Linked DNA regions of Mus musculus: region 1 is linked to region 2. Evidence: chromatin loops called from intact Hi-C (ENCODE). Cell type or tissue: left cerebral cortex. All regions are shown on one strand. Each heading gives the region's core, and the rest is flanking DNA. Links, peaks and the distances in the headings are about the cores only. Region 1 holds the start of Ube2v2 (ubiquitin-conjugating enzyme E2 variant 2). Region 2 holds the start of Mzt2 (mitotic spindle organizing protein 2).

The links. Hi-C counts contacts between places; a loop is a spot of excess contacts. Peaks named below come from ENCODE experiments on the same cell type or tissue, not always from the same donor. Only the 100,000 strongest peaks of a DNase experiment are listed, where the experiment ranks them.
Region 1: it touches region 2 in a loop (2.6-fold over the local background); 1 of 42 quality-filtered maps calls a loop at or near these places.

The regions. Positions count from the first base shown.
Region 1 is chr16:15,592,840-15,597,234 of GRCm38, reverse strand. Ube2v2 (ubiquitin-conjugating enzyme E2 variant 2) reads left to right here and starts at 2,717. Exons shown (of 4, transcript NM_023585.4): 1 at 2,717-2,775. The coding sequence starts at 2,760. In left cerebral cortex, for the core only: no CTCF peak of the experiment used is centred there; a DNase peak (open chromatin) is centred at 2,715; H3K4me3 peaks cover 1,429 bases; H3K27ac peaks cover 912 bases.
Region 2 is chr16:15,861,174-15,865,568 of GRCm38, reverse strand. Mzt2 (mitotic spindle organizing protein 2) reads left to right here and starts at 2,200. Exons shown (of 3, transcript NM_029354.3): 1 at 2,200-2,821; 2 at 3,026-3,171. The coding sequence starts at 2,646. Gm41425 (a long non-coding RNA gene) reads right to left here and starts at 2,132. Exons shown (of 3, transcript XR_875934.2): 1 at 2,058-2,132. In left cerebral cortex, for the core only: CTCF peaks have their summits at 2,492 and 2,696; DNase peaks (open chromatin) are centred at 2,165, 2,672 and 2,815; H3K4me3 peaks cover 2,503 bases; H3K27ac peaks cover 1,565 bases.

The DNA.
Region 1 (4,395 bases), core at 312-4,311, 270 kb after region 2:
AACTTGCTGAAGAGGTAGCTGAAGAAGTCTGAGGAAACTGCTGCTGACCCATTGTCCTTGCCTCAGGCCAGGTGGCGGGGCAGCTTCTGATGCCTGGACTTGCCTGGAATTGCCCAGTTCTTGGAAACAGAGATTTAGGCCTAGTCTTCTTAATTGCTAGTTTGCAGCTTGTCATGGAATCAGTTTAGCCTTCTCACCTGAAGATTCAGATATGTCTCTTTTGAGTATATATGCAAAGACTTTACATGCTACTATTGAGATACTTGCTTATCCATGTTCATGGTGCCTGTATTCATAATAACCAGAAATTGGAAACAGTCTAGATATTCATTAACTGATTAGTGGATACTGAACATGTGGTACAGATATACAATGGAATCAATAAGCTGTTAAAATTATAAAAATTAGAAGGCAAATGGATAGATCTAGGACAAAATCTTTTAGAGAGAATTAACTCAGACACCCCCAAAGACAGATATGTATGTTTCTATGTCTTCTCTTACATGTGAATACTAGCTCTAAAGCCTTTAAATATGTGTGCTATAATCCACATAACCATAAAGGCTAGGTACTGTCTTAGTCACTGCTCTACTACTGTTAAGATACTATGACCAAGGCAACTCTTCTGATAGAAAGCATTTAATTGGGGACTTGCTTACAGTTTCAGAGGTTTAGTTCAATATCATCATAGCAATAGAATGACAGCATGCAGGCAGGTGCTGTAGCAGTAACTGAGAGCTACATTCTAGGTGGACATAGAGAGAAGAAGACAGACTAGACTTTGCATGGGCTTTTAAAACCTCAAAGCCCCTTCCCAGTGACACACTGTCTCCAACAAGGCCGCACTTCCTATTTCCTCTAATCCTTTCAAATAGTTCTACTCCCTTGTGACTAAGCATCAAATATATAAATGCTAGTTAATAGATGTGAAACATCTAGTTGTATCCCAACTGATTTTTTTTTAAGATTTATTTATTGATTATATGTAAGTACACTGTATCTGTCTTCAGACACTCCAGAAGAGGGAGTCAGATCTCGTTAGGGATGGTTGTGAGCCACCATGTGGTTGCTGGGATTTGAACTCTGGACCTTCGGAAGAGCAGTCGGGTGCTCTTACCCACTGAGCCATCTCACCAGCCCCCAACTGAATTTTTTTCATGTTCAGTTGCATAAGTATGTGATGTCTTCAGCAATATAGTCTTACAGTTAGGTTGTCAAGGATAACCAATAGCATTGTGAGTAGCCTATAATATTTGCTTGTGTGTGGTATTTATTGAACCTGACTTTGGATATTTTAAAGAGACTTAGAGGGTTGGAATTTTTAAAGACTGGGAATTCTAAAGTTGTACTGTATTTAATATTTTAGTATTTATGACATCTTGGGCACAAACAAGAAAGGAATATTAACAATGATGCACTTGGAATGGACTTGTATTAGATAATCTTTGTTGTGAACTTGACACAAATGGAAAGAGGAAATCTCAATTTAAGACTTGCCTTAGTCAGAATAACCTGTGGGCATGTCTGAAAAGAAAAACCTGGGGGAACTTTCTTAGTCACTAATTGTTGTAGGAGAATCCAGTTGGGTATGGGTATACCATCTTTAGGTACATGGGCTTACTCCTCCAAATAAGGTAGGTGAACGTAAGATAGAAATGTAAAGGTCCATGATTCACCGAAGAATGACACCTGGGACTCAAATAGTATGTATACTCAGAGAGTGCTTTATTTTGCAGAAGTCCAGCGTGTTGGAGTCTCCCATTGCCAAAACAGAGAGACAACTAAGTGAGTGTGCATGCTTGCTTTAAAGCACATTGGAATTCTGGGGAAGATGAGTTTTATCTTACTCTATCTCTAGGCATCCTAGAACCATTATCGGGCATGAAGGCTGGAGCCTGGGTTTTTTTCTATTAGTAATTGACTTGCCTGGGCTTGCCTGGACTTTCCCAGTTCTTAGGCCCAGTCTCCTTAACTGTCAATTTGAAGTCTGTCATGGAGTCAGCCTAGCCTTCTCAGAAGCAAGGTGGTAAGCTGCTTTTCTCCATCCCTTTTTGCTTCACGGTTTTGCTTGAGTTTCTTCTGTGGCTTTCTTTACTGATGGACTTTTGGTTCTGGTGTCATCAGAGCAAAACTACAGCCTAAACGTAGCCTGCACTAACACAGCCCAACCTTTTGGAATAGTTTTTTTTTTTTTTCCCCAACACAATTGTGAATTCCCATGTTTTACCTTGATTATTAATAACAGGTTTGGTGTGATGTAACTTTGTTTTTCGAGACAGGGTTTCTCTTTATAGCTCTGGCTGTCCTGGAACTCACTTTGTAGACCAGGCTGGCCTCGAACTCAGAAATCCGCCTGCCTCTGCCTCCCGAGTGCTGGGATTAAAGGCGTGCGCCACCACGCCCGGCTCGTGATGTAACTGTTAGCGTTTGTTTAGACATTATTTCAATATTTAATAAGAGGAGTCATAGGGAAAATTTCCCTTGGACACACTGACACTATTGGAGATCTCAGATCTTTTAAAGACTTTTTAAGCTCATGCTGCCTTAGTCTCCCAACCCAGTTTTATGTGTGTGTTTTGATTAGGACAACCGATGAACCAACAGTTCCAGAGACCATCAGGGGCAAAGCTTGCCAGGAACAGGAACCTGATACAGTCCCCACTATCCCCACTATCGGTCCCTCTATGACGGAGAGCAACGCGCTGCCGGAAGTGACGTTGACGCCCTGCGTGCGGTGGTGCGTCTGGTAGCAGGAGAAGATGGCGGTCTCCACAGGTCGGTTCCTAGCCGGGTCTGCCGCGCTCCCGCTGCTTTCTGTCCGGCGGGCCGCGCGGGACTGCGGGTGCGCAGTGCGGAGGGCCCCGCGAGGGGCAGGGGGTGGGGCGGGCGGTAGGGAGGTCGGGACGCGCGTGTCAGAGCTCGCGGTGACGGGGAGCCTGCGCGCCCACCGCCCGCGGCGGCCCTGCGGGAGGACCGGCAGATCTGGGCGCCGCAGCGGAGCCGAGGGTGGAGTGCGCTGGAGCGGCCCGCGGTGGCGGTGGCATTGCCCATCAACGGGGCTACGGCGGAGAGGCATCCTGGATGGAGCCGGGGATCTAGGCTGGGAGTCCACCAGACAGACACGTGCGGGAGGATAGGACTAACCGGAGGGTGGCTGCTGTCTGGAATAAGAGGGCGACGATTTTACTTAGGTGGCCGAATGCGTGTTCTTCTTCTTCTTCTTCTTCTTTTTTTTTTTCAATTAAGTGAAAAACTACAGTACACTGAGCCAGACGAAAGCTAATTGCAGGACAGTTGGTACCTTAGATAGGTGTTCTACTCTTGTCTACAATGTTCGGTTGCCTTTGAGCAGAAACTTGAAATTTAAATGCCAACAGGGTTTAGAAATTTGGTGACAAAAAAAATTAAAACAGTTTAAAAGTGTTGAGTTTTAGCATTTAAAAATGATGATTCATAAGATTTATTTTTTTTTCTAGTTCTTATTGAATCTAGGTTGTAGAAATGGAAGAGGTTGAGTGCATGTTGTGATTGTTAACATTTCAAGGTAATGCCTTCATATACATTTTTCATATTGTTTAAATCTTACCTTTATGTGTATGAGTGCCATAGACAATAAAATCTTTAGCAGTTCTACCTCTGGAAAATACATCAGTGGTCAGATCAGAGCTGTCCAAGACCAAAGCTCATTTTAAAAGTGATCTTTTAATGTTATAACCCTTAATCTCTTTACTTCTTATTTGAAATATATGTGCTTATTAGTGCCATGTTTTTTAAAGAGTTGTGCTCACTACCTTAAAATTAAACTAATAAAATGGTGTATTGTAATATGAAAAATGTCAATTTGTGATTGCATTTGTTCTTTTTAAAAATATTTATTATATATATATGAGTACACTGTAGCTGTCTTCAGACACACTAGAAGAGGGCATTGGGTTCCATTACAGATGGCTGTGAGCCACCTTGTGATTGCTGGGGATTGAACTCAGGACCTCTGGGAGAGCAACCAGTGTTCTTAGCAGCTGAGCCATCTCTCCAGTCAGCATTTGTTTTTTGGAACATATTTAACACTACTCATATGAAAGAATGTTAAGTATTTTGAAAAGAGCAGTAATTAGATAAAATGAGTGGTCCATACTTTTTATCAAACTTTGGTTTTTGGCAATTGAATGTGTACTCTAAGCGTTGGATTATTTGCCCATGTATTGCATATTAGATATCTGTATCCTGTTTGTTATTTTCACTGGTTTTAGACCAAGGAAATGGGAACTTTGGTATAATTAAAATACATCTTAGAAAATGGAGCTTATTTATTTATTTTTGAGTCAGTGTCCCATGTAGCCAGGCTGACCTTGAACTCTAACTGGAAAAAGTTTGGAGGATAATAATTCAAATTAG
Region 2 (4,395 bases), core at 318-4,317:
TGTTCACAGCAGTAAAACCCTGACTAATACACTATGTGTATGTAAGGGCATGTTTACTTGCTTCAAGCATTTCTGTGTGAGGTTGTGTGTTTAACACACTGTGTGTGCAGTGTGAGCATGCAGGCATGTAAGCATTCAAGTGTGAGAATATATACTTGCATGCAACATGGTTGTGAATGTATATGACACTGAGTCACATGTGAGCATCTGAGAGTATAACAGTGTGAAAGAATACGTAACAATATGGGCCTTAGTTAGGGCTTCTATTCTTTTGATAAAACACCATGACCAAAATCAACTTGGGGAGAAAAGGGCTCATATTATCTCACAAGTTGTGATCCATCATCTGTGGAAATCAGGGCCTGAACTCAAGACAGAACACAAAGGTAGGAGCTGGTGCAAAGGCCATGGAGAAATGTTGCTGGCTTATTTCCCATTGCTAGCTTAACCTGCTCTGATATACCATCCGGGACCACATGCCCAGGTGCGGTACCAGCCATAGTCACCTGGGCATTCTGGTATCAGTCATCAATTAAAAAAAAGATGCACCCCAGGCTTGCCCACAGGCCATCTGATAGGGTCATTTTCTCAATGGAGGATCTTCCCAGATGACTCTATCTTGTGTCGTGTTGGCAAAACACTAGCCAAGACAGTGTGTGTGTGTGTGTGTGTGTGTGTGTGTGTGTGTGTGAGAGAGAGAGAGAGAGAGAGAGAGAGAGAGAGATTTTGTATGAGCATGTTGTGTGTACATAAATGTTTGAATTTTTAAGTGCGTATTAGTACAAGAGCCCTTTATTAAGGTCTCTAAGTCTGTGCAATTTAGTCCTCTGGACTTTCCTAAAGTTGAGGCCATGTATGATTATGTCAGAATTATATGAAAATGGCGGAGTGACTTATGTGAGGGTCCAATGACCCTACCTTGACCTTCCTTCTATGAATGGACACTGGCCATCCATGGACCTGAGGTGATATACTCCTACAAACAGGCAGAGCTGATGGCATGCAGGTAACAGTTGTCTGGCTAGGGAGATGATGCTGTGCCTCACTTCGATTTGCCTCCAGTTTGTACTCTTGGGCATTCTGACCAATAGGAGCTGGTTCCTGGAGCCATCAATCCTACAATAAACTAATGAGGCAGGGAGGCCCTACATTTACATCATGGCCACAGTTCTGCGAAAACCTGAGATATTCTGGAATCCTGCAAACAAGCACCTGATGTTCCACCCTGGGAAGCAGGTGCCAGATTAGATGCACATACATCCTGTAATGTCTGCTCCTGGAGCCAGACTCATTCCCCACAGCCCACACTGGCTCTTCACAGTCACCAGCAGCTTACTGTCACCATGGTCCTCACTGTGACAGACGCACCATTCAACATGGAAATGGTGTTTAGTCCTTAGATCTGGACCTTGGTGACTGGCCAAAGGTTCACCAAATATGAAGACCGGAAGTGCAGAACCAGGGAAGCTGTGTTCAGTATAAGGAAGAAAGAAGGAAGGCTGAGAACTGACTAGATGCTCTAAATTCTCCCCTTCCCGGTAATGAATACGTTTTCCCCTAAGAATGAAGACTATTCACCCAATATATTTTTATATTGAAAATATTTTTTCATACTCTATAATCTGATCATGATTTCCCTCCCTTACCTCCTCCCTGAACTTTGCCACTTCCCTACCTTCTCAAGTTCTCTCTCTCTCTCTCTCCCTCCTCTCTTTTCTAGCAAATAGGCACATTTAAAAAAAATCAAGCCAGAATAAAACAAATTGAAAAAATAAAAACACCAATCAACAAACATACACATACGGATACACACACATATGCAAAAGACTAGTAATGTAAAATGGACAAAGCATCAGGAGACAAAATATCTCCAAGAGTGCCCCCGCACAAATTTTAGATGCCCCTCCTGGTCCCCTTTCACTGTGTAGGCACTTCTGGACGGCTCCCCCGGTCCACTCTTTCCCGATGGCAGTGACAATCATGGTAACCGGCCAAACATTTGCAGTTCTCAACACACCGGCCAAGCTAACGTGTTGAGTTCAAAATGACCATCCTACCTATCTTCAGAAATAGACGCCGCTATCCAGACACACAACCCGGAAATAGCGTCATCAAGCTGCGCGTCAGGCCACACCCCTGCCTACTGGGAAAAGCGGCTCAACCTCCCGGGAAAAGCGCCTGCAAAAGCAAAAGCCAATCAAGTGCAGAAGCAGTTGGCCACAAGGCGCGTGCGCAGTGACGTCCTCAGTTGCTCTTTACTCCCCAAGTTTATGTATTTCGGGGTCGGGGGACAGGAGTGCGTATCCGTTTAAAAGCAAAGCTGTTTAGGGACCGTCAACAGAACTGGTAATTACACGAGATCGTGAATACTCGTCATCCAACAGGCATTTGCTAAGTACCCGGTATATGCCAGGTACTATTCTGGGGTCTGCTACCTAAGCCAGCAGTCCAAGTCTGATCGTCAGGCAGTGATCAGCTTCCCACCACCCCACCCCATGCCTAGCACACTGCCCTGTGCACAGTAGACGTTCCGAACAAGTCAAGTAACCGACTGTGTAAAGGCCTCTTGGAACTCTCGCCTCGGTGCTGGAGCTGTTGACTTGCAGAGACTCTGTCCAACACAGATCCCTTTTCAGGCTATACGAATGGCGGCGGCGGCGGCTGCTGCTGGTGGTGCTGCACTCGCGGTTTCCACAGGATTGGAGACAGCAACGCTGCAGAAGCTGGCGCTTCGGCGGAAGAAAGTGCTGGGGGCCGAGGAGATGGAGCTGTACGAGCTAGCTCAGGCTGCTGGCGCCGCCATCGACCCCGATGTGTTCAAGTGAGAAAGCGGGGGTCGGGACTTTGAGCTCATACTCCCTACAGATAATGCCGGCTTTAGGACTCCTCATTCCTGCATCTGCTACTCTAAGATATCCGTGTCTCTTTAAGGGGTTTCAAGACGGTGACCCAGCTGGCGCGACTCCTAGAGCATGTCCGCCCTGTGGCTTTCAGTATTCGCTAAGCACTGCATTTGTTTCCCCAGGATCCTGGTGGACTTGCTGAATCTGAATGTGGCTCCCCTCGCCGTCTTCCAGATGCTGAAGTCCATGTGTGCTGGGCAGCGGCTGGCAAGCGATCCCCAGGACTCGGTGCCCATATCTCTGTCTACATCCACATCAGAGACCCGAGGTTAGAGATGGGCTGGGTACTTCTGCCTAGAGGGTGGCCGAGGTGGGGAAGGAGTAGAGAACCTCGTGCCGGCTTGTCTTAGAATTGCTCAACCTGTCTATAGGCCTCCTCCCAAGGTCTGCAGACCCATCCACCTTTCAGGGACTTTAGTTGGCTCCACCTTTCGGATTGTACTGCTGGACCAAAGACTGGTCCAAGCAAGCTAGACTTGGTCTTTCTGACTCCCTCTCACCTCTTCATCATGCCTCCATTGCACAGGTAGAGGAATAAACATGGCTTTGGTCTCCATCTACCACACAGCCTCAAGGAAGTGTTCAGAGAGCAGAGCAGACAACGCCTCCCCCTCCGAGGGCCACGTCTAGCTCCTGTTCATCTCAGGCCAGGCCCGAACACCTCTCATCTGGGGATTTTTTTGGGTTGCAGGACTGAAGCCATCTGATTCCTTTGGGACAAAAAGTAGAGGTCTGACAGAAAGATTCACCCAGTTCTCAGGTGTGAATGGCCTGGTCATGAGTGGGACCAGGTGTAAGCAGATGGTGGTGAGCAGAGTGTAACAGGGATCTCAGGTCCTCCAGCCTGCCCATCCTATCTGTTACATCTGTTCTCTCTGCCTGTCGGACCCTCTGAAATACAGCTTGTCCTCCCAGACAAGTGGATGCAAGTCCAGTGCTCATTTCCTGCCTGTAAGTGCAAGAACCACATGGAAGGAATCCAGGTGGGGTAAAGTGAGCAGTCTGGCCCAGTGAAGGCAGACTGTCAGGCCTGGGGACTCACACATACACGCTGACCCACCCACTTTCTGATCAATGTGTGTCTCTGGCCTCTATCACCCTTTCTCTTTGTGGAAGAGAAACAAGGGTAACCTTTCCCTCAGGCCTGCAGCCTCTCCAGGTCTGCTCCATGGCCCTCCTCCCAAGCACCTGCCTCCCTGCCCCCACCCCTCACCCTGGTTCTCTTGCTGCCCATCTTCTCCTGTCACAGGCATTTGATTGTCTAATCTGTGGGTTTGGTGTTGATGTGCACTCTGCCGCTGGAAGTTGCCATTGTCCCACAAGGCCAGGGCAGCTTTGAGCTACAATACCAGGGCACTGTAGGCCATCCCAGCCATGCAACTCAGAACAAGGACATGTTTTCTTGCTTAGTCTATCAAAGACACAGTACTTTTAGAATATGCAATTGTACCGGTGCCCCCGGATCATCCAACACCCCCACACTTGCACACTT